2 separate regions of the Mus musculus genome follow, and region 2 is linked to region 1. Evidence: chromatin loops called from intact Hi-C (ENCODE). Cell type or tissue: heart. All regions are shown on one strand. Each heading gives the region's core, and the rest is flanking DNA. Links, peaks and the distances in the headings are about the cores only. Region 1 has its middle 55 kb from the start of Gm40659. Region 2 holds the start of Gm40659 (a long non-coding RNA gene).

Evidence for each region. A loop is a pair of places that touch in the nucleus more often than their neighbours do. Peaks named below come from ENCODE experiments on the same cell type or tissue, not always from the same donor. Only the 100,000 strongest peaks of a DNase experiment are listed, where the experiment ranks them.
Region 2: it touches region 1 in a loop (2.2-fold over the local background); 3 of 42 quality-filtered maps call a loop at or near these places.

What each region holds. Positions count from the first base shown.
Region 1 is chr13:5,306,081-5,321,969 of GRCm38, reverse strand. No RefSeq gene overlaps it. Among named protein-coding and RNA genes, the nearest start is that of Gm40659, 55 kb to the right of the region's middle. In heart, for the core only: a CTCF peak has its summit at 3,809; a DNase peak (open chromatin) is centred at 6,809.
Region 2 is chr13:5,254,591-5,270,479 of GRCm38, reverse strand. Gm40659 (a long non-coding RNA gene) reads right to left here and starts at 11,678. Exons shown (of 3, transcript XR_873108.1): 1 at 11,427-11,678; 2 at 5,210-5,352; 3 at 4,446-4,647. In heart, for the core only: no CTCF peak of the experiment used is centred there; no DNase peak of the experiment used is centred there.

The sequences.
Region 1 (15,889 bases), core at 2,772-10,771:
TAGGGAAGAGATTGAACCCTTATTAAAAGTAGATTGCAAAAAAATTTATGCCTACAAACCTTAGACAGCCAGAGGTAGAAAATAACCCATGATTAGAGGGTGCACATTTGAAAGCCCTACTCTTCTGTTTTGCAACAAACTATGGAGTGAGGTTTCCTTAATATAACCACCCTTGAAAGAAAACAAAATAAACACACAACAAAACAGACTTCAGCTTAGACTGTTGGCCCCTCACAACACACTCCACATTCTTCTCCTGGTCCTAATTGCTGTAATGGCTTTTTTGGAAGTATCTTTTTAATAATGTGTATTTAAACCCTTTTTTCAGAGTACCTCTCTGGGTGACTTGAGGTAAGACACATGGCAATACTAGTGTCACATCTTCTGTCATTACCAAAAGTTGAAATTCCTGTAAGGACTTTATATTTATTTCAAAAAGCTCAGAACACTAAAGACCAGGAGCTGGTACCCTTGCATTACTCCTCAGCCTCCAGCTCTACCGAAATGATCCTGTCGTCTAGACTTATGACACTATTTCTGTCTAAACTTTTGCACTTTTGTCAACTAAATATTAGTTTTCAGCATTGTGATACTTATTCACACACACACACACACAAATGGCCTTGCTTTTCTTCTTTGTTGCCTGATCTTTGATAATCTGTGACACAATGGAACATTCTCAATTCAATGAATGCTGGAGAAAGGAGAGGCTATATACAAGAGGAGAAAATAGTATCTGTTTTCACCAGAGATCTTATCTTTTTATTTGGACAAGCTGGACCATTGCCTTCATTGACGCTCAGCTTGTCAAGCTATAAATGCCATGCTGGCCTCAGTTCAGTGCAGACTAGGCAGCTGGATTAATGAAGGGATGAATTTATGAAGAGATGTAGTGTTCAATGGCCGGATGTTGGATCCACATAAACATAAAAGCCTTTGCAGGGTGCAAAGAGATAATAGTTAAGAAAGAATCATGCATTATTGAGTGTATGGTACTCTTCAAACTCAGAGAGATTTATTTCTCCCAGTGAAGCCAGTCAAAGTGCAGTCTTCTTTTGGATAGATCCTGAAGAGCTCAGAGTAAACAGGATGAGGAAATTCCTCTGAAGAGTGTGAACAGGGCATCTTTGGAGAGACACAGGGGTCAGAAGTGGTAGGACAAGCCTTTTATGTCCTGCTGCCTTTCAGCAATGTTCTATAGTAGTATGTGTACAAACATGAGCATCATGTTGAAGTTTTGAAAATTTGCCATTTCATCAAGACTGATCTGGATGATTTAGTGATTCAATACATATTTATTGACTACTTTCTATATAGTAAATATGATATTGGGCATTGAGGACATAAAAGGTACTGATGAAGCTTTTTTCCCATTTAGTTCATGTTTATGCAAAACCAAATAAATCCCCCAGGTGTCTGTAAGTTGGCAAAAACTATGGGTGACTGATAAATGTTAAGAGGGTACAGGAATATGAACAATGCTCTCTCTCTCTCTCTCTCTCTCTCTCTCTCTCTCTCTCTCTCTCTCTCTCTTCCTGTGTGTGCATTTGCATACGTGTGCGTGTGCCCATAAGTGTGTGTGTGCACCTGCATTCATATGCACATGGAGATACAGAATGAATTCTTTCTCAACCATTTTCTACTTATTTTTTTTTTTTAAATTTGAGATAAAGTCTCTTCCTGATCCTGAAGCTCCCTGAGTCTACAAGGATGGGTGTCCAATGAGCTGCGGGGATCTATCTGTTTTCATTTCTTCTCAACCAGAACTACAAATGCATGGAATGAGTGCTGGGGAGACAAACTCACCTCTCCATGCTTGTTCAGCAATCACTTTTGTGACTGAGTCAGGAATCTAACAATAAAGTTCTTAGAGAAGAGATTGGTCTATAGGACCATACCTGACAGTGTTTTCCAGAATCTTTGAAGGCAGATCAAACAGTAATTGTGAAAATCCCTGAGTACTTAGTGACAGTTAAGAACAAGCAGGAAGTTTTAAATCCTGATCATGACAATGGCATTAGTTAAAACTCTATGGTCATAACCCAAGTACTTTCTCTTGTAACCTACTGGAAAAGGGTAGCAATCTACATGTTCCCATGACTCTTTTATAGTGGAATTCTAAGGGCCTTGTTTCTGTCATACTACATTAGCAGCATGGTCAATGGCAAGGGGATTATAGAATTCATTGTCCTTTCAGATCATCAGTATGTTACAGTTTTGCCTAGGGAGCAGCAGGGTGTTGTGCATGAGAGATTGCCAGTAATTTAAAATTTGGGCATGATCTTTTTGTATAGAAAGTAATAGACAAGTAAAGAAAAATTAATTTCAATGGACAGGTAAATGCAAGTCATTATTTATATGTAACATGTATTCTTTGAATGGCTACAAGATTCTATGGAAGAGTGCTAAATGCACAAATTTACTCTGGGTAGTTAAAATTGGGCTTGTCACACACATATATGCACATGCATGAGTGCACACACACACACACACACACACATACACACACACACACACACACACACACACACACACACACACTCACAAACATACACACCCTAACCATTCATTCTGACGCCTATGGGTTTTATCTGATGAGCACTATTGAGTAAGTGCTACCAATGTGAACTATAATGTACACAAAGAAATTCCTTAAAACTGAGCATACCACAGTTAGCTGCAAAAGTGTATTTAGTAATTAGATTAGGTGTGTGTTTTAACTAGCTTCCTGTTACTATAACAAATAACTACAATGATCAACTGTTTGGATCCCAGGTAGGGAGTTTCCAATGAATGTTTCATTTACCCATTGTGTTGGATATGTGGTCAGGTAACACACCCTAGACAGAAATGGGCAGTGGAACAAAGCCAAACACCTCAAAGCCTGAAGAAAAAGAAGTAATGAAAAGAAGTGAAGAACCCACTGTCTCTCCAAGGGAACAATTGCATGAAGAAAAATACAGTTCTCTAAGTGTCATAAATGTCAGCATTTTAAGGCATGATAGATAATGCTTGGGATCAAGCCTTTAACATATGGGTCTTTTAAGATGTTCTACATTGAAGATGTAGCAATATATGTATATGCAAACACATCTTTCTGTAGGTATATGATTTGTCTTGTACACTCTTATGAATGTGTCTGTGTGTGCATGGGAACTCACACAACGTCAAACCCAAACTTTCTTTTTGAGTATCTTAAAGGGAAAGTCATATACTGTAGTGACAAAGTAACTTGTTTCTCAGTACCACTTTTGTAACATCCTGCAGATGTGCCTACTTACATATTATGAGCTGAAGAGGACCATGTGGTCGATGACACATTTGAGAGCTCAGTACAGACAGCTTCCTGATTAGAATCATTGCCAAGTTTTTAACAACAAGAACTCCTTTTGTGGGTAGTGGGTCTGGTAATGCCTTTGTGGAATTCCTTCTAGGCTTTTCCTCTGTTTCTTCATGGAACTTCTGTTGTGGGCTGGGTGAAGCTCGCATGCACTGAACCTAGGAGAAGCTTTCAGGGGTTTCCTGTGAGGGAAGACTTTTATTTCTTGGTATATGTAGTCATATACACTGGGGCTACAGCAGCTCTGGGCAAAATCCCTCTACTGCTATACTCATAGACCAGAGAAACTTCCAAAAGACATTGTATTGAATTATCAAAGAAGAAAAATAAGCAGGTCTTCCCTTGACATAACTGTTGCTTGGTCTTTCTGTTACATTTTATGAGATTTGGTGTTTTTAAGAAAATGGAGAAATCTTTTGTAAGCAAGAGAGGGGTGTGTGAGTTGGAGTGCTTGCCAACATCACCTCCTAGTCTCCATTAAGTACTCCGAATGTTGGGGGCATTCCAAGGGGCCCATCTCCTTTATACAAACTTTGTTTATCATAGGGCTTCCTCTGTGAAAGAATTATGTTTTGTTCTCTGTGCTATTCGAATAAAAAGTGCTGGCTTCACCATTCAGCTGTTTCACACAATTTAATAAAAACAACATCAACAATTCAAACAAACAATAAAATGAAATGGGAAAATCTTTGAAGATCTGAGAATAAGAGTTTAACAAAAGTGTTAGGTCCTTTGAAAATTAGATTATTAGCCTTCAATAAAGTGTTATCATCTATGCAGAAAATAAATATGGCCACCCTAGTAAAATATAGTTTGGAGAGATGTTGTTACAGCAACCAGCACACAGTTTGTATTTCAGATTATTATATGTACAGTTGGAATTATTTTTGTTGGTTGTTATTAAAAACAAAAAGGAAAAGGCCTGGAGATTCTAGCTTAGTTCAGTCAGTAAGATGGTTTTGTAGCATGCATGAAGCCCTGGGTTCAGTTCCCAGGTTTTCAAACACCAGGCATGGTGACTGAAGCCTGTCATCTCCAAACTCAGAAAGTGGGGGCAGGAGGATTAGGGACACACTAGGAGTTTGAGAACATCATGGATACAACAAAGACTTTTCCAGAAAAGGTGGTAGGTTGGCAGAGAATGACAAGGCATGACAAGACATGAAAAGTTTAACTAAACCAAAATACATTATCAAAGTGATATTTTGAGAATATAATAATTACTAATCATTTGAGCTTCAAAGAACCAAGGCTTGATTGGTCAGGACTCCCTGTTTAGAAGTTTTTATTTGAGTAGACAAGGAAATCTTTTCTTTATTTTATTGAAAATGATCAATCACAAAATTCAAAACTTAAAAAATTGTAAGTTAAGTTTAAGGGCTTATTACGTATTACCATCCTTTATTCCTTCATTTTCTTGGTCAGGGCTCGGGGACAGAGAGCTGGGACTTCATGTGTGCTAAGCAAGGGTTGCAGCATTGGACCTTGTCTTTAGTGCAATTTACAGATATTGTCTAGTAATTAAACTGTGGAAAACCTAGCATTACTTATTAGAGTGAGAATTCTTTGTATTTTTGAAGGATTTAATTTTTTTGTATATTAATGTGCATAAGTATGAACTTATGTTTGCATAACTTATGTTTGTGTGTGTGTGTGTGTGTGTGTGTGTGTGTGTGTGTGTTTGAGAAATTCAGAAAAAGGGTGCCAGACTCCTCCGAAATAGAACTGCAAGTGTTTGTGGAATACCCAGCTATTATGTCTTTGTAGTACTAGGAGCTACATGCTAGTCATCACGACTGTATAGTAACAACTGAGCCATTTCTCCATCCCTGGTTTTTAATTTTTTTGGGCCAAGGTGTTGTTGCTATGTCATTTTGGCTGGCCTTGGAATTGTATGTCTTATTCCTAATATTTCTGATTGCAAAGATTACAGAAAATACCAACATTCATACCTTAGTAGAAATTTTAAATTTGAGGAAACTTGCTTGAAGTAGGCAGGTTGTTACATGCATTTAAATAGGGGTGAAAGAAAGGATAACAATAGGCTCTCATCCTAAGGATTCCTCTTACATAGAGAAACTCAGGTTGCCACCTGATGATAATACTGCAATTTAACCAGCTAACACTAGGCACCATAAAATGACAGACTCTGCAATTCTATTCCCAACCTCACCAGAGGTCTCAAAATTAATTATTTTTTCTTGCCTGTGTTTGCTACAAGCTTTGGAAGCAACACAGACATTGAGAAATTTTGCAAACTAGCAAAAAGATAGTAAATTAGTGTAGTTCAGCACCAGCCATGCACTTGAGGAGAGTAAAATGTGGTGATTTTGAGGCCACAGTCGCTTAAGCTTGGTGCTCAGGGGCGTTGGTTAAAAGAGCTTATTAAGAAATTGTATGATGATGACTGCCGTGTCCATGCAGAGAAGAATAAGAACACTCTACTTGCTCGGTTGAATATGAGTCAAGCATATGCTTGCTCCAGTGGATATAGAAATGTCTGTGAAGGATAAATTATTTTATATGCTTTGGCTTTTAAGTAACTCCTATGGTTTTCTGTCCTGCAATCTGTCTCTTACACACACTGCTTAATGATTACATGCCTTTAGCTTTTTGCCAGGGAGCAAAATGAAAAGGAAAATAATTCCAATCATCAATCAAAGAGCCAATGAGTCAGCAGTGACAAGTCCAGTGCTCAAATCTCACATGAGAACTATCACATGCCTGTGCTGTGGATATAGACCTAAAACTGACATTCTTCTTTAACGTGTGAAGCCCTGGGTTTGATCTTCAGTGCCGTAAAATAGAGAAATGAACTAATATCACAAAGTCTTCATTCTGTGTCAGTATAACCCACACGTTTCTTCCTTAGGGTAACTATTAGAACAACCCAGTGTTGCTAGGACACTGATGGATGGGAGTGTGCTATGAATATGCCGTTAAAAAAAAATCAACATTCAGACAATAAAATATGCAAAAAATCAAACACAATTTGACTCTGTAATTATGATTGCTAACCATACTTGGTTCAAATAGATGTTTTTGTGTGATTATGTTTGGAGGTAAAAATATATAAATGTAAATACATGTATATACACATGCATATTTACACATATAAGTGCATATATGTTTTCACTTTTTTGTTTTATATTCAATTTGTAGATGGCATAAATATACATAAACACTAACTAGAGATGACTCTGACACTAAGCCCCCAATGGATATTAATCATTTATTTTTGTTCTGGTTTTGAGAATTGAATGGAATAAGTTTTAGCCCTATTTTTGAAAACAGCTAGAACTATTCTAGAGAGAAGTTTGCAAGTGGAGGGAAGAGATGACCTAATGCTTTGTCCCCTCTAAGTCTTTTGTTGTGCATTTCCTGAATTTTTGTAAGTTTGGCACTTACAATTTTGGATCCTGAACAATTACTCAGGAGGGACCTGCCAGGGCCTGCCTCACTAAAAGAACACAAACAGATCCAGGAAGTGACTTGGAGCTGTGAATCAAGCTAGCTACTGTCTGTGTCTTTGTTCTTCCTGAAGCTCGGGAACACATGGAATGGTGAGAATCAGAGGCTGACATTAAACACTGGCAAAATCTTTTTTAAAGAAAGATGCTTTGCTTCCACGAACTCATATAAGTATTTTGATATAAAGGAAGGGGGTGTCACAGAGAAGAATTGATGTAACCAAAACAAATTTTGCTTGAAAAATGCCTAATTTGATACCTAAGATATTGCATGATAATTTTAAAAAATGCATGTCACAGAGTGATTCTTGTCAGGGTGTATTAGACAACATAGTGAATTTCAAAGTTAAATATTAATTTTAGTTTCTGGTTTTGCTGCTCAGGATTTCCATTCAGCATTTGTAGAATTTCAGAGTGTGCTTTATGCCAGCAGATAAAAAGGGTAGCTAGGGTTCCTTAGAGGGTTAACAGTTCCTGACCATGGCAGCACAAATGTCATGCCTAAGAACCATAATTTGATCATTTATATTTCATGTAATGTTAGAAATTTGTATTTTTGTGTGAAAAAAATAATAGAGGCATGGAAAACAGACTAGATGTGTAGCTCAGTCGGTAGCATGAGCACCTAGCAAGCACACAATTCTGGGTTCAGTTCCCAACACCACATACAACTGTGCATGGTGGTAAAGCCTTCCATCGCAGCACTTTGAGGATGGAGGCAGGAGATCAAAAGCTTGAGATCATCCTCAGCTATACAGCAAGCTCAGGGCCAGGCTTAGCTCCTGTCTCAGGACTTAAAAGAAATGTAGGAGGATAATATGAAGGCAGACAAAAGATTAAAAGTTCTGAAATAACACATTCTTCCCTCTTACAGATAACAAATGCCTCACATTTGTCTTGTCACTCTTTTTATATTTTGGGGTAACTTCATTTGTACCTATTCAAAAATCTTCAAGGGTATTTTTTCTATTGTCTCATTTAAGGAATGTGACTCATGCAGCATATTCTGCTTTGTAAGTACTTGGTCGTCAATATTGTACACAACACTTTCTATTTCCAGGACAGACATTGCTTTACTGTGACAACAGAATTATTTACCTGGGTTCAAAAACCAGTGTTGGTGGTACAGGGTCTCTTTGATATCATTTTATGAGCCTGCATAATGGATTCTTTAGTGGCTGGGCAATCATACTTCCAGTTTAAAGCCAGTGGGTCCAGCCGCTGCTGTCCACACAAATGCCTCATGCCTCTGAAAGCAGTAGCTATCCCAGTTTCAGTCTGCAAAGAAGATTACCAGCCAGTTCTGGAAGGTTATGCAGCAACCACAGAGGCAGAGGGATCCCATTGAACTTGTACAGCAATTGATACCGCAGCTGCAAAGTAAACCCAGCAGAAGCGATGAGCCCACTGGCAGTTGCATACATGTAAACTCTCAAAAATAGCATTGTTGGAAATTAATGGCCTTTATGCATTGCCCCACTTTTTTTTCTACAAAAATCAGAGCATTGGGGAAGAAGAAGATGATATTTTAATGTGTTGATATAACATATAGCAAAGAATTAAGTGTCCTTAAAGGGAAACACAGGCCTGTATACCAGAGTGATAACCAAAGAGAAGCAGTGGACTGAGGACCCCTGCAGCGTCTGTCCTGCCTCACTCAGCAAGGATAGTTCTGGTACAGATGGCGGCAGCTTGTATGCTCTACAGCTCTCATGGAGACTGTCTCCCTGTGACAATACTGTTTACCCACCTTCTAAATCCCTGCCTCACTTCTGCTGCTTTAAACCCATTCCCTTTCTCCTGTTTTCTGGGTTATGTCTTTCTCTTCAGTTGCTAAACCCCCAACTCTCTTGAGAAAACAAAACAAAAATCTCGCTCTCATGTTACACATCAAAAAAAAAAAGTCTGTTTCTTCGCTCGTTGTCTCTTTTATCTTTCCTTGTTTTCTGTTCTCATTTCTAGAAGTTGCCATTTGAGCATATTTTACAGGTGTTAGATATTCCTTTAAACAAGATTTCATCTGTGTCTTTTAAGTCATTTCCCTCTAATGTGGCTTCTTTTCTTCTTCCCCTTCTGCTTCGTTTACTTGTTCTCTTTTGACGTTAAGTTTGAGGCTTCCCTCAAATATCTGCAAATGAGATTATTTGGAAAGACTCCGTGTTTGTCTTGAACTTTATTGGATACTAGCAAATTGTTCTCCCGGGAAACTTCATGTCAGGAGCAGAAAATGAGCATTCTTGTGACCGTAATCTCACCCACTAGGTTTTCTCTTCTGCTTCTTTTTTTCCTCTTTCCATTTAATAGGCAGTAAACAAGAAACAAAACATTATCACTTTTCATTGATCTTAACTTCCTTAGGTCTCAGGTGACAAACCGTGAACATTTAATGTCCTTTATAATAACCCTCTTAAATTATTCTGACTTTACGTGGTTCTTGGCTGATGTATGCTGGTGTGAAATATCTCTTTCTTACATTTTAGGCCTTTATCACACATGTTTGACATTGAAAGGATAACTAACATCCATACTCTATTTTCTTGTTTTATTCTTAGAAATGTATATAATAACCTAGAACCTATGTGTACAGTTTTATGTCAATATAGAGCCACTTGCTTTTCTTGTAAATTCCTCATTCATAGAAAATTTGAAATAAAATTCATGAGTGTATGACTCAGAAAGACATTTTATTCTTCTCTGAAATACTAGGTAGATCTTACCTGATATTATAAATGGAATATCATTAGTCTAAAATAGTCTCATATCAACCTACTATTTCATGTGGTTTTCTGTCCTTCTAAAATGTAAATTCTTTATTTAGACATATTAGGATGAAAAATATAAATTTATCCATTGGAATTTATAAGGGAAAATGTCGCAAATGCATAATTTACAGCATTCTCATGTGAATGCCTATAACTAATTAATAAAATGAGTAACATAAATTCTCAAAGGAAAAAAAAATCCTTTATTGGCTATATTGAAAGATGATGATGGAAGAATTTGTGCTATTTCAAAAAAAGAAGTGATTAAAGTTTAATTTAGATTTTTCAATTCTTGCAGACCCAAAGCATTCATCATTATGCTCCTGCTCTGAGTCACATACACAGATAACAGTGCCAGAGCGTTTACATCAAATATTATCCCTAATCACTCAAGTAGTGGAGCACATTTATCTGGCAAGATTGCTATTAAAATGACTCTCATCCTGTTATCTGTATTAACATCTACTAAACTTAACTTTACAAATGAAAAAACTGACAGCTGATCATTTTCTTAGAAAATTGCAGGGGTTTGGTAATATTCTATTTGGTTTTTGGTTTTTGCGAACTTCTTGGAAATGTATTTTGTTAACTAAAACACATCTCAAACTCTTGCACATTGGAGAGTCATTGTGGTTGCTATGACACTAGAGATTAGTTTTGCTCAAGAATATTTACCACTGATGACAGTTTTGCTTTCATAGAATGTTAACAATAGAAAATGGCAATCTTGGTGAGGGAACTACATTGTAATAAATTCATGATGCAAGAGGGATTTTGCCTAATAGTATCACAGTTACACTTCTGCCTCTCTCCTAGACTCTCTGCTGAGCTGTAATGATTCATTTTTTCTGTTAGCTGAACACATCTTGGGGTGATCTGGGTAATATTATTACTCTAAAAGTTTGCAATGATATTTGCAGATGAGAAGAGCACCAAGTCTGGATATTTAGCAAAGCAGATGGTAGGCATTATCTGATCCATTCAAGACCTGAGGAGATTTTGTGTTGTGTTTTGTTTTGTTTTAAAGTAGAGGATGGGAAAATGATCTTCTGCCTGCCTGATTACTTAGCTGACACATAGGTCTGAACTTGATCTTGTACCACTCCACTCTCTGGGTTAAGAGACCTTCAGATTCAGATTTCAAGAACGAAAACAAAATGATGTGTTCATTTTTAAGTTTGAATAGATCTCTGTAAGAGTACATACACTTGAATACCAGTACTTGTTTGAATAACTGAGAGTGAAGTTCCTCTAGGGCAGGAATTACAGCTGACTCTTTCCTGCTGGATATGAAAGCTAGAAAAACAACCTAGGTCTTCTGCAAAACAAGACACTCTTAACAACTGAGCCATCTTAATAGCCCTACATATTGCAGTGTTACAACTGGCTCTCCATACTGCAGATAGCCTCCATAATAATAACCTTGATAGACAATTGTGTAGACATTAATAGACAGAAAACCCATCATGAGTCTTTACTTAATTGTTACATAAAATGACTTAGTAAATGAGATGACTTGAAATGAATGTCTTTAGTTTTACCAACTTTCTTATTTTTTAGAACAATAAAGACTCTTAGAAAAAGCCATAAGCACTATAAACACGAGACAAGGGAAAAGCAGAAACACTAAACATGTTGCCATTTAACCAAACAATTCTTCAAATGCTTCAATAATAACATAAAGAAGGAAAAAGAAAAAGACAAACAGTTATTTCAATCAGCAGTCATTAGTTTCCTTCTACCTTGAGTATTAAAAATCACCACAATGGGATAACATTTACAAAACAAAATGACCAGAGTTATCAAAGTCTAGGACAGTTGAATTCTATGAGGGGCTTTGATCTTCTGGCTTGTAAAAAGCCTGGTCTCTAGGCATTTCTCACTGGTGTGTGCATTATGAGGCTTATCTGGAAAATGACCAGGCCATGGAGATTCAACTTGATCATGAAAATAAGGGTAGGGATTTTCCTCAGAATTTATTAATTTTACTAGCTATGATGAGGTTGGCATTTTACAAGAAATTCAACACTCAATGCAATAACTAACTTGGCAACTCCATATATGACCCACAGTAGATACTTAGAGACACATAATGCTCGGTGGCTATATGCATCCTTTGCTGTCCTAGAGGTTTACTTATGAGTCATGCCTCTCATGTTCTTTGGAGGTGTCACTGTCACACTGTCATTCTATTCCTTCCATTACTCAAAAACAGCTAACTGACCTTCCTGATGTATCTTTCCTGGGATGTCCACTTAATTGAAACACACACTGAGCCCTTTATTTCTTGAAATTATTGGTCTACTTTCCTAATATGCTGAACCGCAATGTCCTCTCTGATTCTGTTTTCTTCTTCATTTCTCATTGGGGATATCAAAGATCCTGGCTTAGAAGTTATCTGGACCTGGCTCATTTACAGTAAATAGTGCTGGGACTATGTTGAACCTCCTGCAGACTCTTTAGGCTTCAATGTTATCCCTTATAAACTTGCAATGAAAGTATTTTCCCCCTGTAAATGGATTCATACCATGTGCTATGTGCATTCTTCTAGTTTGGACTTAGGTACTCTGAGGTCTAGAGTCCTCTCATATGAATGACTCTATGCTTGCTGGTGCATGTCAGCAAAACTTTGATAAACTTTTAACTAGTGTTAGGCAAAAAAGATTAAAAGAGCTTGCCGGATTCTTCCCAATTATCTTCAGTTCAAAATACTTAAGTCTCTGGATGGTGTGATCTGTTGCCTTGAGTTCCTGTTTCACTCTGCCTCTGGCCTTCAGTGTCCTGTGAACACCCACAGTTCAGCATTAGCCTGTACCTTCTCCCCAGATACGACCCCCCAGTTCACTTGGGACACACTGTAAAATAAAGCCACAGTCAAAGGAACTGGCACAATTCCTCAAACCCTTGGGTTTTACTATCTGTCCAGTTCTGGGCTTTGTCCTGTATTTCCATGATGGCCTCCTCTGTCACTCTGCAAGTTTCCTTTACCTCTCCCCGCTTTAGGAGTCCAGCCCTGACTTGTCACCTGAAAACCCTGACAACCCATCAGGTTCCTCCAGTTTCTGTCTCCATCATGAGTTTGTCTTTCTCTTGAACTGCAGTGAGTTTATGGCAGAGACTGTTCCCTTGTCCTGACAGAGGCCAATGCATCACAGATGCTTGCATTTGCTTCTTCCCTGCATTCCTTCTCCCTTAGAAAGGGAACCCCAGAAACCCAGGCCAGCCTTTTATGGACAGATCAGTACCCCCTGCTCCTCTACCTCTCCTTTCTAATAAGACTTTTCTCTCAGCAGTAGCTCTGTGTACTTCTCATCATTTCCTCTGTTCTTCTAGATTACCTTGTCAGTTCAATTCGTATTATAGAATTCTCTGGCATGCCACAGAAACTCAGATGGGTTCTTCCTTTCTGATGCATCACCGTCTTTAGATTTATTGCCTAGATTAATTATTTTTGTAACATATATTCTTTTAAAAGTATACACATTTTACTATAATTCATTTTCTTAAAGTCATACTTTTCTCCATATAGACATGAGGATGATGAAATTCGTTCTCTGTCTTAGTTTTTCAGGTATCTGACCTGGTCTTGGTTGGCTGTTCTGATCCTCAGGTATCTTGTGTAAGCTTTGTACTTGGTCTAGACTGACAGAAGGTCATAGCATCCCTTTCACTTTCTTGGCCTTTGTGATGTGACTGTGTAATAGATATCTATGTATTTAATAACCCCACCCCATTAAAATCTGTTTCTCCTGAGCATTGTTGACCCATTAAAGCATCACAGTCTTTGTTAATGTTTCTGTTAAAACTTACTGATACTTAAGTCTTGGGCATAGCATTTGGGGATTAGTGCCGCTTAGGAAGACGTATATGTTAGCACCGTGAGGCTATGACTCTCTGAAACCACACCATATTGTCTGCTTATTTCTATGTTATGGAGGCCCAGGGAATGGACAGGGTAGTCAGGGAGGTCCAGGAACATATTTTAAAGGTTCAATTAGTTAGAATCTCAAAGAGATCACTCCAGGATCATGAATCTCAAGGGCAGGGACTTTTTTATTCACGAAACTCTATAGACCCACAGTGTAACAGACAAGTTTTGTAATACTGAAAGATGGCATTTTATATACACTAAAACGACTTTGTTCTTTGCCTTTTAGTTTTCTACCACAAATCTGTATTTTTTATTAGTTTCCAGGGAAGCAAGCAATTATTATGCAATATTTTAGCATTATTAAACTCATTAAAACTCACAGATACACGAACTATATAGATGCACTATTTCAAGTTAGATGCAGCATTTGCTACAAAGAATAAGGGTTCTTGAAAGTGCTTTTTAAGGAGTTTAATTATAAGCCACAAATAAATAAAGCTGTCGTGAGGGAGTCTAAGGAGAATCTAAGTGGCCTGAGCACATACATCTACCAAGATACTTCTGATATTTTTGAAGGCCGGATCAGACCCTAATAAGTGAAGCTAAACTGAATGTGTCAGTGTATTAAAGGTATATCTGGACCCTTTGGTTACGAACCACAGTGCAGACTTCTACTCTATTTTTTATAAATATCATTAAAACTGTATGCAGTATCATAAATGGAAATACCATAAAGCCACTATCAGTAAATATGAATAGAAAGTACTTCCGTTAAAAACACAGATTAGGGGTGTGATTATGGCTCAATATTAGAGCACTTGCCTAGTACTTGGAGGTCCTGGATACAATTCTAACATTTGTGTCACCACCATCATCATCAATAACAAGAAATACAGCAATAAACAGTAATAATAGCACTCTTCCATTAGACATCTTCTCTCTCTCTTCTTCCTTCTTCTTCTTCTTCTTCTTCTTCTTCTTCTTCTTCTTCTTCTTCTTCTTCTTCTTCTTCTTCTTCTTCTTCCTCCTCCTCCTCCTCCTCTTCTTCATCTCTCTCTCTCTCTCTCTCTCTCTCTCTCTCTCTCTCTCTCTCTCTCTCTCATTCATCTTAAGGTCAAAGGTTATACTTGAGGTTGATCCTGGGGAAACATCCACCTTGTATGTTGAGACAGGTCTCACTTGGCGTATTGTCATTAGGCTAAGCAAGCTGGTCAATAAGACCCAGAAACCATTCTCTTTCCACCTCCTCAGTGATGAGATTGAAAACACATGCAACCACACCCAGCTTTTTACATGGATGATGGGGATCTAATACAGTTCCTTGTTAGTGTGTGGCCAGCACACTAACTTTACATCCTGAGCTGTTTCCCAGCCCTTGCATTAGACAAATATCTTTCTGTAGAATATATCCTCACATTCTCCTTATTGGAGTGCACTAACCTCAACAAGTGTAATCCAAACCACTTTAAATATTAATCACAGTCCAGTTTGTTTTGTTTACGTTATTGGAAGCTTTATGTCTCAGGATTTTCCAAAATAATTCAAAACTCTGTCTCCCTTGCTACTCACTGCTTCCAAACTTTTTGGAATACATGCAAAAACAGTTTTAAGTACAGAACGTACTTTTCTTCCATGCAGTCAATTTTTCCTAATGACCACTTATATAAACTTCGGTAATGTTGAGAAGAGAGATTTCCTGCAGTAACATAAATAGCTTGCAAGAGCTTTTGCCCTTGACCCTTTTCCACCAAGGGAATAAGTATTTCTAATTGCTGTATTCTACCAGAGACCTGTAATCAGCACAACCTAGCACTGCCATTCATGTTTCGTTCCTCTGGTCAGCAATTACAACAGTGAAGCATAGCCTTGATTCTAGCATTTGCATGAAGGACAACAAGGGTTCTTTGGGTTACACAGAAGAAAAACCGATGTCCACTAAAAATGCCTCCTTACCAGTATAAAACTGTCCACAGAAAAATCAACTCCTCGCCACACTAAGATACAGAAACTAAGAAGTGCCTCTTTGAATACCCTTTCTGAAACTATATTTACACAAAATGCTAAGTATGTTCTCACAGTGGTTTGATTTTTTTAAATTCTTTGGTGTTGGAATATGAAGCAGAGATGTCTCCACAGATAAGAAAATATGTTCAGCTCCTCAAATTACAGCCTCAAACATAAATTTTCTGATATTACAAACAATACTTTCTGTTCCAACTTTTCTCTTTATAATCAGGTTATACTTATTTCAGAATATGGAGTTTATAGCACTTATTGTTTACATCATATTTATTAAAACTATCTTGTCTTAAAAAGGGTTATAAATATCTCAGAAATGTTCATCATCCTTAGTGTCTATGGAAATACAAAAGGAAACAATTTTGAGACTTTATTTTACTCAAGTCAGAATGGTCATTATCAACAAGACAACTGACAAAATATGCTG
Region 2 (15,889 bases), core at 3,630-11,629, 52 kb after region 1:
TCTTTGCCCAATTTTAAAGTCATGTTATATTGTTTATGTTGGGTTGTTTGCATATTTATATTTTACACAATAGGCCTTATTATATGTGTTTCTTCATAAGTATTTTTCCCTTTTCTATGGGTGGTCTTTTCATGTTGCCTTTTTTTTTTTTTTTGATTTCCAAAATAATTGGGCATAAGAGGTGCCCGTAGACAGATAAAGGGGTGAGTGAGATAACCACACTGCATATACACTAAAACTAACAAATGCCCTTATCAAAGCAAATGTCAATACACATGAAATGACTGAAACAAGCATGAGCTACAAAATTCAAGATCTTTTCTGGATATCCCCAGATGCTCACATGCAGTACCAGATATGTGTTCATGGTCATGGCTCTCCTCCATTGGTAGTTACAGAGTAGGAAAAAATCTCACGCCAAAATGCAATTCTGTTGTTTAATTGGTTTAACTCAAATTTTCAGTTTTTTAAAAAAAAATTTAAAATTAATTGAAACATAATTATATTACTCCCCCATCCTTTTTTCTCCTGCCAACCTTTCTTATGCCCTACCCCCAACTCCATCTCAAGTTGATAGCCTCTTTTACTTTGAAAAACATTACATAAATTTCTACAGAAATTAGTCTTACCATTTTTGGTGACAGGATAGTTTATGAAACAGTAATATTATGGCATTCTTTCTCTTTAAAGAAGATAATTCATATGTGGCTATATAGAAAAGTTAATATTTGCCAACACATTGAAATTTCTCTTCAAAATTATCTAAGTTTTTATGGTGTTATTTTTTTTGAAATACCTATATAAAAATTTGTATGAGTATCTAGTCTTAAAAAACTGTACCTTTCAACATGCTAGGCTAAAATTCAAAACACTTGAGGATGTTTTAGGAAAATCTGTTCTTCCACAGGTAGCTACAGTGGGAGTTATTTACATAACTCAAATGATCATCTTCATTGGCATAGGTTACTTCATTAGAAGAATTATTTATCCATATTTTGACACTGGAAAAATTTACTAATGGTTCAGATATATTACAATTATAAGACTAAATTGTACTATTTTATAAATAGGATATTTAATTATCACAAATATTTACAATATGTTAAGGATAAAATATAAAACTGAAAATTTCCCACATGCTGTTATTAAGGATATTAATGTGGTGTGTATTCACTTATATGTGCATGTTAGACTTTGATAAGCAAGCTACCATCTGTATAACAACAGAGACTAGGTATAGAGTAAGAAATTAGGGGAAAGGAATGATCACCATAGTTATGGATCTGCTGGGAGGGGCTGTAACAGGATGCTCACATGGGGAAGGGAAAGAAAAGGTGGGTAAAGGAGGGAATATAGAGAGAAGCAGCTAAAACTAAGGGTCATTTGAAGGGCTTTATGTACACCTGATACAATAGAAGATTCTTAAAGTGTATATTTATATGGAAGAAATCTGAATTGGAATTGGCAAATAATAGGGGAGAGAAACCCCCAATTAGATAACTCTTACCACAAAAAGAAAAGTCTAGTGCCTGTAATAGGTTATGGTGGATTGAATTGTTGGCAAAACAGGGCCCAGAAACCAAACCAGACCATTGCCAGAGCTGTTTGTTGCTTTCTACAATTGATGCTAAGGCCTCATTGCTAAAGACAACATCTACATAAGTCACTGAACACAAAAATGTCCAGATGGTGCTTACATAGAGCCTCATTTCTACTGACTAATGTTCATGGTACTGGAAGGTACTCTGCACATTACCAGAGGAGAAAGATAAATACCAATTCAGCCATAACTATGAGATCTACAATGCCAACCTTCCTACAGGAAACCCTGGTTTAATAGCAGCACAAGCATTGTGGAAGTAACTACTACCTTCTTGAAATTAAGGCCTACTCCATGAGATAGAACCCATGTTCAAAATAGGCTAGGTAACCAAGAACCTGAAACTAGATTGGTCATGGACCTACGAGAAAACAAAATACTACTGTTTTGTTAAATAACTGTAGCAATCAAATGACTACTAATGATATTCTGATATACTCAGAGACCAGTGTCTTACCCATTTATCAACAAAGAGGCTTCCTCTTGCAGTAGATGGAAACAAATACATAGACCCAGAACTGGGCAATATGCAGAGAGTTAGAGAATTTGGAACTTAGTACTAAGCAAGATTTTCTCCAACTCAGAGTTCAGGTAACTGCAGAGAGAAACAGAAAGGATGTGAGAGACGGTGGGGATGGAAGATACCAAGGAAACAAGTCCTTTGAGATACAAAAGGACTGATGTACTTATGAGTTCACAAAGACAACATGCACAGGGCAGCACAGGCTAAGCTAGATGGTGGTCCCAGGTTTGAAAGAGGAAACAAACACAAGCTCTCCTCTCTAATCCAAAAGCTACCTCAAATTGATAACCACTCACAAAATAGATGTTAATTTTTTTTATAAAGGAGTCTCATTGGTTATATAGGCCATAGTTATGGCTAGCAATAGATAGTCAAAAAATAAATAAATTCAGTGGTATTTGGGGAGGACTTTTTGTCTTTCAGTGCTTTGGACATATTTTTTAATCCTTAGAGATCTTATGATTATGTATTATAGTGCCCAAATTTATTTTTATATCTTTCTGTATGTGCAAATGCATATCTCTCAGCTTCTATATGTGTTTATTATGATTTTACTTGGCATTGTTTAAATGTTTGTTTGTTTGTCTGTTGGTTTTAACCTGATCCAGTTCATTTTTATTTTAGATGATGATGGTTATGAAGATGTTGCTAAATGACTGTTGGTATTCCAATGAGAAAGATAAGGAAAGGGCATGGATTTGGGTGTGTGGGGAAGTGGGGAGGATCTGGGAAGAGCAGGAGAAGGGAACCGTAGTGGTAATGTATTATATGAAAAAAAAACTATTTTCTATAAAATATAAAGTTAAGATCTTGATCACAGGTAAATTGAAACATATTTAATGTGATGTTAGTGAAGAAACTAAAACAGAAAATCTAGTTCACGTTTAAAAAATAATTTAAAAATATTTTAGCAAGTTTTGGCTTAATAATCCAATGAGAAATGAATGAATGCATTCGCTATCCATCAAGTCTCTTTGCTATTTTATTTTATTCTTAATTTAGTTTTTTCTCATTAAATATGTATATAAACATGCTCATGAGTGAGCAGGTGCCTGTGCAGTGGCTAGAATACATGTATAAGAGAAAGAAAGCCAACTAGGATGAAATGAGCTTTAGAAAACTCAAAGACCACCCCCAGTGGCACAGGTCTTTCAACAAGGTCACACATCCTAATCTTTCCAAAACAGTTTCACCAACTGAGGACAAAGCACACAAAGGCATGAGACTGTATGGCCCATTGTCCTAGCATTTCACTGAACAATCTATCTCTCCAGTACTTTTATTTTAAAATCAAGTATTTGTTTTCATGGAATCAGATTTCCTTTTATTTTAAAATCAAGTATTTGTTTTCATGGAATCAGATTTCCCCAGAAAATCCTAATCTCTACAGTAGAAGCTTTTTCTTTTTTTAATTTGACTTGGAAGTTCTGACCGGTGCTGTGGAGAAGACATTCTCCCTATTGTAATGCACTTTTCAAATAAATCATTCCAAGTTTAAGCATAGATTTGTTATTGTTTGGCCATGCACATATACACCAATGTGGATTGCAAGTGTGAATTTATTTATTTATTTGTTTGTTTGTTTGTTTGTTTGTTTATTGGTTTTTCAAGATAGGGTTTCTCTGTATAGCCCTGGCTGTCCTGGAACTCACTTTGTAGACCAGGCTGGCCTCGAACTCAGAAATCCACCTGCCTCTGCCTCCCGAGAGCTGGGATTAAAGGCATGCGCCACCACGCCCAACAAGTATCAATTTATTTAATGTATGCTTATTGCAGGATTTGTAGTTTTCACAAGCTGTGTTAGAAGAAGTGTGATAAAATATCATTCAGTAATTGGCAAAAATATACCTCTTATATTTATTTAAACCTTTTTTATTTTGTAATTCAAATGATACATAATTATTTGTACTTGACAGGGTTTCCTAGAGTCACAGTTATGGAATGTCTCTATATATTAAGAGAGTTTATTGTAATGACTTGCAGCCTGCAGTCCAACTAAGCCAACAGTGGGCAGCTATGAATTGGAAGTCCAAGAATCTGGTAGTTGCTCAGTCCCATGAGACTGGGTGTCTCAGCTTGCCTTTTTTATAAGATGGAGCCCTGAAAAAAATATGTTCCAACAGAAGTGCTGGCAAGTATATGCAAGCAGGGAAAGAAGAGTGAGTCTTCCTTCTGTCAATGTCATTATGTAGGCCTCCAGGAGAAGGTGTGACTCAGGTTAAAGGTATGTACTACCATGCCTGGATTTTGAACTTGCTTTGTTCCAGGCTGGCCTTGAACTCAGAGATATGCTTGTCTTAATCTCCTGGGATTAAAGGGGTGTACTACCTTGCCTGAGCTTAAGCTTTTCATGGCTACTGTGCCTCAAGATCTGGATCAAAAGTGTGTGTCATCCAATGTCAACATCCAGGTAAGAAGCCTGTGTCTTTCAGCCTTAAGATCTTGATCACAGGTGAGTCCTCCATTTCTCGATTGTAGCTCATTACAGATGTAGTCAAGGTGACAACCAGGAATAGCCATCACACTATGTAAAGGAAAAAAAATAAAGTATTGTAAAATTTTGAATGAGGTAGAAGTTGGTAGATGGAGTTAGTGATTAGGAATTTCTATACTTAAAGAGTTTTAAATTATGATTAACCTGCAAGCTTATTCATTATTATGAGCTGCCTAAAGAAATGGAATATTATTGACTGAGAAACATTAAACTTCAAAAAAATTTGAAGACAAGAACAAAAGCTCTTTTTGAACAAATAAATGCACACACCACTTGCATGTATGATACCTGGGCAATTGTGCATTTCAAAGTTACACTGTGTATGTAACTTCTCATGCATATTTATCACTGCATAAAAATTCAGAAGCTAACAATAATTATTTAGAGTTTGACTCAATATATCCTTCTCTTTTATTTAAATATGCAAGATAGCACTGCAAATTGGGAACATCCTGTTTTATCTTAGCTGGACTTGGATAAGAATCTCAAATAATCTTAGGAAATCATAGAGTTATGATATAGAAGGAGTGGAAGGGAAATAAATTTAAAGGGAAGAGTTAAAAGAGAAATAAGACGTCATGTTATCTCTCACCGGACACTTCTGTGGATGTATATTTGGAAATACAAAGTCAAACATGGCTGCCATCTTTGAATGCTGCCTGAGTTACTGTTCCAAGAGGATGTAATGAGAGGTGGTCATGTAAAGAAGGCCCAGTGCACACACTGTGAAGGACTCTGTAAACAAGAGAAGGAGACTCAGATGAGTGGAGAGACTTTGCCAATGTGAAGGAGGTAGAAGCAGAGAATTCTACTGCTCTGCCTCTATCCTCTGAAGTTCAATAATCAGTTACCACCCTGGCCTTTATGCCTCATTTAGTTAGCATCTCTTTAAGGATGCCAAAAAGAACCCAGTAAACACTTATGCAGCTATCCTGACCTTATGGCTTGAAAATGTTAAATGTACTTTGCTACAATTTTTACCATATTCCCCAAACAGGTTGGCTTGTGTAATGGTCAGCCCTTTTAAATTGAGAAATAAATTGATGCCATCTGCCTGTGACAATCAGCCGGGTAATGAACATCTTCTTCATTCAAGATGGAGTTTGAAAACTACCACATAGAGTAGCGTGAAAGTGGTCTGCTTGCATGGCGCATGAGCAGTTACACATGGAATTCTGGGTAATTGTTCTCTATGTTAGAAAAGTTTGCCAGTCATTGGTGATTACATTGACAATTTTGACTTTCTGAGCTCCTAGTGACAACTGTCTTGTTGTAGTTTATTAAATATTCTCCTGAACAAGATAGTTAAGTAGTTACCATTAAATAATCAATTCAGAGATAGTTTGATTGTTATAGTTTATATAAAGTCTTACATCCCTTCAAATGTTTTAAGGTGGGATTTCCCTATTGGAATTCTCAATGATAAATCAAGAAAATAATTCACATTGAAACAACACAATATTGCGTGAGATATCTGAATGTTGAACTGTGATGTTAAGGCCAATAATCAAATATGCATAAAATATGCTCTTTATTGTTTTCCTCTAACTATGCATTTACACATTATTGATATTTCTCTGGACTATATTATAATCATTCATCTTGTTCATGGCTATGTAGCAAAAGGTTTATTTCTTGGTATACAGGAGAATTCTTCTCTTTACTGTTCAACTAACTCCAACAAACAATCTCTCTTGGTGTCTCCTCTTTCTTTGTCTTTTTCTTTTAAGAGGGGTTAATATCTTATTTGGAGACACCACTGTTCCAACTGAAGCTGACACTATGATTCTACAAGAAGTTGATCAGCATCATTTCAGGGCACTTTCAAAAGCTTCAGATGTTTAAAACAAATGAGTCAGAATAGGTTGGGTATATGTCCTTTAAATCTTGTCTGATAATAGCAAATGCCAGGTTGGGTGAGACCCACTAAAGAATATTGAAGGGTTGATGAACACAAGATCTACTACTCAGAAGGACATGGGGCTCACCCTTTAATTCATGCCCTCTCTGCTTCAAAGCTCTTGTAGCTACAACTGTAGCTTCAAAGGAACCCAGGGTGCCTGAACTGTGACCTCAGGCAGACTTACATTTCTGATTACCTGAAAGGCTTTGAAGGCCACTGCACATTTCCATGACTAAGGAGAAGTGGTGGTATATTGGAGAAATCAAGACCAAGCTTTGCCAGAGAGAATTGTAGAGCATCTACTTTCACCAGGACCCCTGAGATGGGAGCATAAGTATGTCCCCCACTTAAACTTTGGCCTTGCTCTATTAATTTTTGTTCTTTATGATAAATGAATACTTAATGTCTCTATAAACATTAAGAATGACTGTGGATTTTTCAGCCATTTATTAGTGTGCCATTCCAAGATCCTCTGAAGTAATGTAGGAAATGTTAAGTGTTGGATGGCACAGGAAATAAAGAAAGTCCAACTCAATGTCCATTAACATTCTGCCGTGGCACTCTGGCCTCTTGGGAGCACCTGGCTTCTTTAGAACATAGTTTAATTCAAATACCCATTAAGAGTGGGAATAAAACTCACATTCATCCTCTGCTTCCTCATTGTATCACTGCATAGCTATGAATGTGCAAAAAGGAGAAAAGACAAAGATTTTGCAGCCCTGAGATTAGATGTGATAATCAATCACAGAATTTCTCCTCCTTTCTTGTCAAATTTTCTAGTACAGTTTGGCAAGGTTTGACTAATGCTGGGTGCCTTAAATTAATATGACAAAAGGGTAAAGAGACACGGATAGTATGAAATTTCTTTTTTTTTTAAATAGGTACTTTCCTCATTTACATTTCCAATGCTATCCCAAAAGTCCCCCATACCCACCACCCCCCCCCCACTCCTCTACCCACCCACTCCCACTTTTTGGCCCTGGCGTTCCCCTGTACTGGGGCATATAAAGTTTGCAAGTCCAATGGGCCTCTCTTTCCAGTGATGGCCGACTAGGCCATCTTTTGATACATTTGCAGCTAGAGTCAAGAGCTCCGGGGACAGAAATGTATTCTTTTGTTTAGCACGTAACAGAAAAATTCCATGTGCACATTTTATGACACCTACACTTGTTTGGACTATGGATTTACCATATTGGGTTATTTCTCAAGAATAATGAGCTATCTTGGGGACAAACAGACTAGAAATCAGCAATAAATAAAATATCAGTTTGTGGAAATGTTCCACTATTTTGATTAGAATTAAAGTTATAAAGTATATTTGAAATTTTAAAAGAGATCATGAACAAAGTTCATCCATGCAAATAATGTGTAAGTTTTACAATTGAAATCTATTTTGAAATATATACCCTTATCTACATTGTATCACAGCTAATATTTAACCTTAACATTATATTTGGGACAGCTTTATTATTACTTAAGATATTTATTTTCCTGGGTATGTATTTGTGCTTGCATCAGTTTTTGCAAGCTCTATGAATGCATTCATGGAGAAAGGCAGAGGGAGTCGGAATCTGTGGAGCTGGACTTAGAGGTCATTAGAAGCCATTATGTAGGTTGCTAGTAACGAACATCGATGTTCTGTAAGACTAGCAGCATTCCTAAGTGCTATGACATCTCTCAACCCACATAATTCTTTTTCTTCAATTTTTATTTATTAAGACATTCTCAGTGTACAGTCTGTACTGGTCCTGACCTCCTGATTCTCTTGCTATTAACTTCTGGATATTTAAGTTTTCATCTATGACAAGAACTACTTATTTACTACCACAACCATCACTATCAGCAGAAGCAGCAGTACCACCACCACCACCACCATATTTTCATCTGTAAGGTATTCCGTCTTAGGTCAAACAAGTGAAGTTCATCTGTCCAAAGCAAAGATGTGTGGAGCAATAGTGGCTGATTAGCAGTAATTGAATAAAAAAAAGCACTTCACATATTCATATTCCATAAAGAGAATGTAGGAAATGCTAATTTTAACTTATTTTTCTTAACTGGTGAAATTGAAAGAGATAATGTTATGACCCTTATGTCAAAATCTCTTGTTTTTTGTTTTTTTGTTTTTTGGTTTTTCGAGACAGGGTTTCTCTGTATAGCCCTGGCTGTCCTGGAACTCACTTTGTAGACCAGGCTGGCAAAATCTCTTGTGTTAAACAAAAAATATTCCCATGCATACAATTCAAAGACCAAATGAAGCTCAAAAACAAGGAAGACCAAAGTGTGGATACTTCAGTCCTTCTTAGAAGGGGTAAAAATACTCATGGGAGAAGACACAGAGACAAAATGTGGAGCAGAGACTGAAGGAAAGACCATCCAGTGACTGCTGCACCTGTCCCATACACAGTCACCAAACCCAGACACTATTGTGGATGCCAACAAGTGTTTGCTGACAGGAGCCTGTTATAGCTGTTTCCTGAGAGGCTCTGCCAGTGCCTGAAAAATACAGAGATGGATGCTTGCAGCCAACCATTGGACTGAGCACAGGGTCCCCAATAGAGGAGGTAGAGAAAGTACCCAAGGAGCATAATGGGTTTGTAGCTCCATAAGAGAAACAACAATATGAACCCACCAGTACTCCCAGAGCTCCCAGGGACTAAACCACCAACCAAAGTGTACACACGGAAGTACCCATGGTTCCAGCCTCATATGTAGCAGAGGATGACCTTGTTGGTCATCAGTGAGAGGAGAGGCCCTTGGTCCTGTGAAGGCTCATGCTCCAGTGTAGGGAAATGCCAGGACAGGGAATCAGGGGCAGATGGGTTGGTGAGCTGGAGGAAGGGGTTTGGGATAGGGGATTTTTGGAGGAGAAATCAGGAAAAGGGATAACATTTGAAATGCAAATAAAGAAAATATATAATAAAAAATTGCAGTGATATTTGTGAATCAGAGGGTCTCAGGTGTTGTTAGCACTGCTGTCTCAGACAACAAAACACAAGTTGTATAGTCCTGGTATAGCCAGGAGCCCTGAACCCTACCCTGGGGGGTGAACTTGGACATCTATGTTCAGAATTAGCAAAAGAATTGTCTGTGTGTGGAATCCTGCATGGCACACTGGAGTTCTAATCTTGGGTTTCTTACTTACAAGCAAGTGTCCTTGCTCAGAATGCCAATATTTTGAGAACCAATGAGAAGCTATATGCCACTAAAAATAAAAAGAATGAAAACTTCAGGGCATTGAATATTAGTCAAATGTTTGCTTTAATTTGTAAAATAAAATTGCTTGCTTTAAAGAAATAAAGACATAGAGATGAGGAGATGCTTCAGTAGGTAAGTGGTATGCTACACACATATAGGGTATCTGCCTATACTTCCAGTGTTATGGGGCCAGAGACAAACAGATGTAGAGCTCACTGGTCAGCCTAGCCAACGGGTGAGCTTCAGGTTCAGCAAGAGCTTGTCTCAAGAAATAAGAAAAGCAGTAGGGGATTTTCAGCATCAAACTCTGTTCTCTATACACGTACACACACACATGAGGGTTTTAAATCCCAGATACACATGCACACATAGGCATGTCATGTCCACATGCATAAGAAACTATGACAGAAATAGTACTAAATTACACATACTGTTGATTTTCTTCTATAAAAATAAAGGAAATGAATATCTTACACGATTGCCCAATGATGCACAAGTTAATATATGAAATTACTGAGAAACAGAGTTCTCAGTATTAGAGGTTTCACTGGCCTCAGGCAAAGTGGACACTATTTCCAAGAGAGCCGTTTTCTCTCGATATTGTGGCATTTTGCCTGACATGTCTTATGGTGTTTGAATGAATTTTCATATGGCTAATAAAAATGCATTTTTCCTATTGGATATGTTTTTCTCATAATAAAGTCTCTTTGTCGAAGAAGGGCAAATTTATTTTGTTTTTGAAATACATTCCATCTTGAGAATGAATCAATGACTGCCTTTTTCCATGGGGTGGAAACACAATGTCACAGTGCTTTTGTGTTTGCACAGATGTTATTGTGCTTTCCCCAGGACATGAACCACCCTAATGATGTTTTGTTGCTATGTGTCTTCACAGATTAAAATTAGAAATGATCGAGCATATTATGACTGCTGAAATCTCACCTGCTTGCATTTTGCATTTTAGTAATTTTGTCTATTTTAAAAGTAAATGCTTGGAACATGCCGTTGGTGGAGGTCTCTGTTCATATCCTAAGGGCATGTGGAAAGATGCAAACTCTATTTCTGTTTTCTGTACCCTAGAGGTGGACATAAGGCAATAATTGGTCTCATTAAACAGTCTGTCCTGCTAAGATTTTTCTCCTTTCTTCCTTTCCTTATTATTCATCCTCCTAATGTAAGCCTTTGAATAGCTGAAAAGTTTACTTCCATAGAAGTATAATTTTAAAATTACATATTCTTACATAGAAATATTTACTATTAAATATATAACAGTAAGTACCCATTATCATATTATGCAATTAAAACTACTTGCTACTTACCTTTAAAAAAAGGAATAAGAAAAAAACACACTCTCAAATGAAGTGGATCTTCCTGACTAGGATACCTTTGTTAAGGATGAATATAAGAGTAAGTGTCCAAGAAATATGAACGTATGCATTTTTATATTACACAAAAATTTTCTATCATGTGTCAATCAATATATGTGGTCAGAAATAGAAAAAAAAAAAAACAACGGAAATCACAATTGTAAGAACATAATAAGACCAGTGTGTGATGGGACAGAGGGAATTCAAAAAATTTGGGGGCATTCAATCTGGTTTCTCGGAAAGAACTTTCTAAACACCAGGCATTCGGTGCTAACACCAGGCAGTTGGGTATCCCAGCTTCCTACCACACATGTGTTCAAATATCAACTCTACCCTTTACTTACCTTCAGATCTGCTAGAAAGCCAAGTCCCCAGATGTGTCTTCTGTGGAGGAAAATAATGGTAACACCCTAATTCTGAAATCTGTAGAAGATGCATGCAGAAAGCCTGAAACAAACTCTCAAAACCTGAAGAGAGATCATGAAACAGTGCTGAGTACTCGGGACTAGGAAAGACAGCACACCTAATTGTGGTCAACTCTTGACACAGCAGTGCGGGACTTCTTCATGCCCTACTCCTAGGTCAGATCAGGAGAATGTTCCCTAGAGAATTGTATCAGGTCACTGAAGAGTTCTGTCTAAAACTAAAGGTTCTGTTTTCTGCCCCCATTCTCTCCTCAGTGCTGTCTGATTCAATTTAAGAGTAGTGGCAACCATTACTGTCTTCGGACAAAAGTGAATGAGTGGGGCTTGTTTTGCCCACCGCTATGCCCTTCAACTCAGCTGATGTTGTGGGCCACAGGATGCCGAAGCATCTTTAATCTTACAAGAAGTTTGGAATACAGATTTCAAACAGCAATATACCCTGCCGGCCTCTGACATCCTGTGGCTGGCTGACTCATTTGGTTCCTTTTAATTCATGACTGCTTCCAAGTTTTTACAATGCTCTGCAGCCTACAAAACAGGGCCACGTGCAGTAGTTTTTCTTTGGATCTTAAAAACGAATCCAAGTTTATTAGGATAGTCTCTGGGTTTGATCCCCAATATTGTAAAATACAAGGGAAAGTACAAACAAAAATACTGTTTTGAAACCTGCCAGTTGCATTTTCTGTGGCTAGCAAGCAGAAAGCTTATGAGGTAGGATCTGGCTGCATCTTCAAACCTTTCACTGTCCACAGCATTTGATTCTTTTCAGTGGTTTGCTCTCGAAAGTTCTTATTTATGTTAGCTGCATCCTCAATTTATTTTGTGGTCTGAACACTAACCACTGAAGACAGCCTGTGGCCATTGTCTGCTGAACTGTGCAGAACAATCCACTAAATGAAATCCTGTTATTTTAAGAAGTCAAGGCCCATAATTCTCCTGGCATTTTTTCACACAGTTAATGTTGCCAAGACCCTGGGCATTGTTGAGTATAAGCTGCCATGATAGTCATGCCAAACTCTGCTTGCCTTTTCCATCATAGCCAATTTTTAATCCACTCTCTTCTGCTAGTGTAGATGTTCTTTTGGGTTTTTTTTCTTATACAAGTGAGAAAATTCTGGAGTCTCTCAAAGTACAAGACGAAATACCTCCCTTTCCTACTTTAAGAAAGCTAATGCATAAACACTTTTAAAGTATTATTCCTTGTGAATCCACTAAACCTAGTGAGGTTGTCTTTCACTTCTACAACTACACAAACTAATAAGTATTGGACAAAAGTGCACAACATTTCCATGAGGAGTAAAAATAGACCCATTACTTTCTTTCTCCTGATTCTGTATTTCCTTTGTCACTAGTAGTTTATCTGAGTTCACTGTTATCCTGGGTATTCATGACAGTTTATTAATTTTGGAAATACAATTTAACTATTACAAACTACTAGACAGATCTTTAAATATTTGTCAGCTATTTATTATTGATTTTACAATTTCTTCTAGGTTTATACAAATCTAATTAGATTCGTTCTGTCTCTTACATTAATATATTATTATGCCAACCACAGTTGTCACTAGCAAATGGGATTAGTGATTTATGTTGAATTTATATTTTACAGAGAAATCATTGGTCTTTTATGATTTCTTCACCAATATAATCAAATTAAAAAATAAAGCCAAGGCAAACCAATAAGCTAATGTAAAATGCTGAGCATTAATTTGTTTTCTATCACTATAACAGATAATCAAGTTATAAAGTGAAAGGGTTTATTGTGGCTTAGAGTCTGAGATTTTAGCTCATGATTGATTAGGCCCATTTCTTGGGGCCAGGATTAACATAACTTGAAGTTGGTAGAAGAACAAAATTATGCCCTGGAAATTAAAGAGAGAAGAAAAGATCTGGGTCCCAATACATAACCAAAGATGAACCTCTAAGTCTGAGACCTCCATTCTTTTTACATCACCTAATGTTTTCACTCACCCCCAAGAGCACCAAGGTGGACATCAAGGCTTTAGCAAGAAGGTCTTCTAGGAGCAGTCATAGCCAACTATATTTTCCAAAGGGTCTTATAATGTACGACAAGCTACTTAACTCAGTGCCATTTTCTTCACTCATATTTAGAAAACAAAAGTACAAATCTGAACAAAATTGATAACCCAGAGAACCATGTGATTTATCAAATCATCTCCTTGAAAATGGCTCCATATTTCCCTAGGCTGTGTACTCATACAGTAAATCATTGATTGCTAATTACTACCATAAGCACAATCCACAATCTCAAACATTTCATTTAAAAATATCTAACATGGGAAGCTCAAAGACTTGCATTGTGAAAGTGGCTGCTCCAGCCTCCTGAGTTTTACAATTAACATTGTTATCTGTCCCTTCTTCTTATCTATTTTGTTCATTCTTCTGTCCATAATTCAAGCTATTACGAGTGCAGTTTATGAAGCAGAGTTATCTAGTTTTCCATCCATAAAAGCTTGGGGAGCAGTGCATTTAGACAGGGAAAGCACATTAGTACAGTGGCTGGTACATCCCACTACACTGACAACATTAGGGTCTCATGTAGATGCTAATATGTTCCAATAACTGGCACAAAGAAAAGGAGCTCAGCTATGATAACAGTCGTGGCTGTTGTGTATGTTTAAACAATTGAATCATGTTATTCAACAAACTTCAGCCTGGGCACAAGGCAGACATTTTGTTCACAAGTCCCCAGTCTTCATGGCCACATAATCCTAGGCAGTGCAAGGTGCCAGGCTGGTGTTACCAATGGGTCAGAGTATAACCTGTCACCTTGACACAGCCATTCAAGATAGAGTAAACTAACTTCCTAAATACCCCAATAATTCTTCAAAGTGTTTTCATCAGTGACTCCTTATTAGTAATAAGATACAAACTCAATGAGTTTTGGACTCATGGCACTCAATTCCATCACAGGCTTTCTTAGGTGTGCAATTTGTGGAATTCTCTATATGTGTCATAAGAGAACACAAATTCGGCTTTCATTATCATTTTAATGACATCAAGAAATTTGTCAGCCTGGATTTACAGCCTGGAAATATAAACAGTCAGAAAACTTAGTTATCAATGAAAGAATAAAGCAATTCTGGCTAATGTGCCATATCTAGATGGCTGGAAATAAATACATGGTTGTATAGGTGTACAGCAGGAGCACACTGCTGTCTGAGATCCAAGACTAGAAATGAGAAGAATAAGGAGAAGAAATGAAAATCAGGTCCGGTATCACCATTTTCTGAATATTGGATTTTTCTGGCATAAACATTGCTTGAGTTTTGTCAGTGGATAAAAATCTAAACAGCATTAAAATCAATAGATGTCAGTGAACTTGATTTTTAAGTGTTTATTATTTCTTCATTTGTGTGTTTGAGTGCATGAGCACATGTTCATGTGCATGTATATAAGGAGCCCTGAAACTTATGTCTTGTTTGCCCTTTATTCATGCTTCATTTTAATTTTTGAGATATAATACTTTACTGAACGTCACCAATTTGGTTCAGTAGATAGGCAAATGAGGCCTTAGGAGCCTCTCATCTGGTTCTCCCGAGAACAAAGACTACAGACTCAGGTTACTGTGACAGTTCATTTTTAAAGTGGATTTTACAGATTGAAGTTAGACTCCTGTGCTTTCACAGAAAGCATTTTTGTCAATCAAGCTATCTCTGTAGCCCAATTTTTATGTCATTTTATTCATTCATATCTTAATATGGATGTCAGACCAGACCAGTGATTTTAAGATAATCTGAACAAATGATGTGACCAAGAAGACATAAGGGTTCTATTAGAAAAATTAAAAATTGCAATATATTAATGGGGAAATTAAACATATCAAAGATTCTTACATCAAACTACACAATCCATTCTCTAACAGATTATAAATGTAACATGTCGTCTACATGCAGAAATACATTGATGACACAGTGATAATTGAAAGCACTGCCTTTAATGTCAATTCTAATGAATTCTGATTCTCCTTCAGATTTACTGTGGGAGATGATGGTGGTCATGAGTATCCAGGCTGATGCTTGTCTGGATTCTGTATATGTAACTTCTGCCCATGTGGTGTTTACATAGCTGGGTAGCTTAAAATAGAGAGTTTCTCTTTCTTCTCCTGCTCAGAACCCTGAGGTCATCAGGAATATCATATTACCAAACAGTCTACAGGGTCAGGTTCAGAAGCACCACATGTTCCCAACTGTGTTCACAAGGACATCTGAGTATCCCCATCATGTTTCTGATAAAACTAAAACTGCCACATCTTAGAGGTGACCACTGTCAACAGGTGGTATTAGGGACAATGGCATGAAGACCTTTTCTACTAATCAGGGTGGTCTGAGACCAGCATGGGGGATCATAAATACACAATG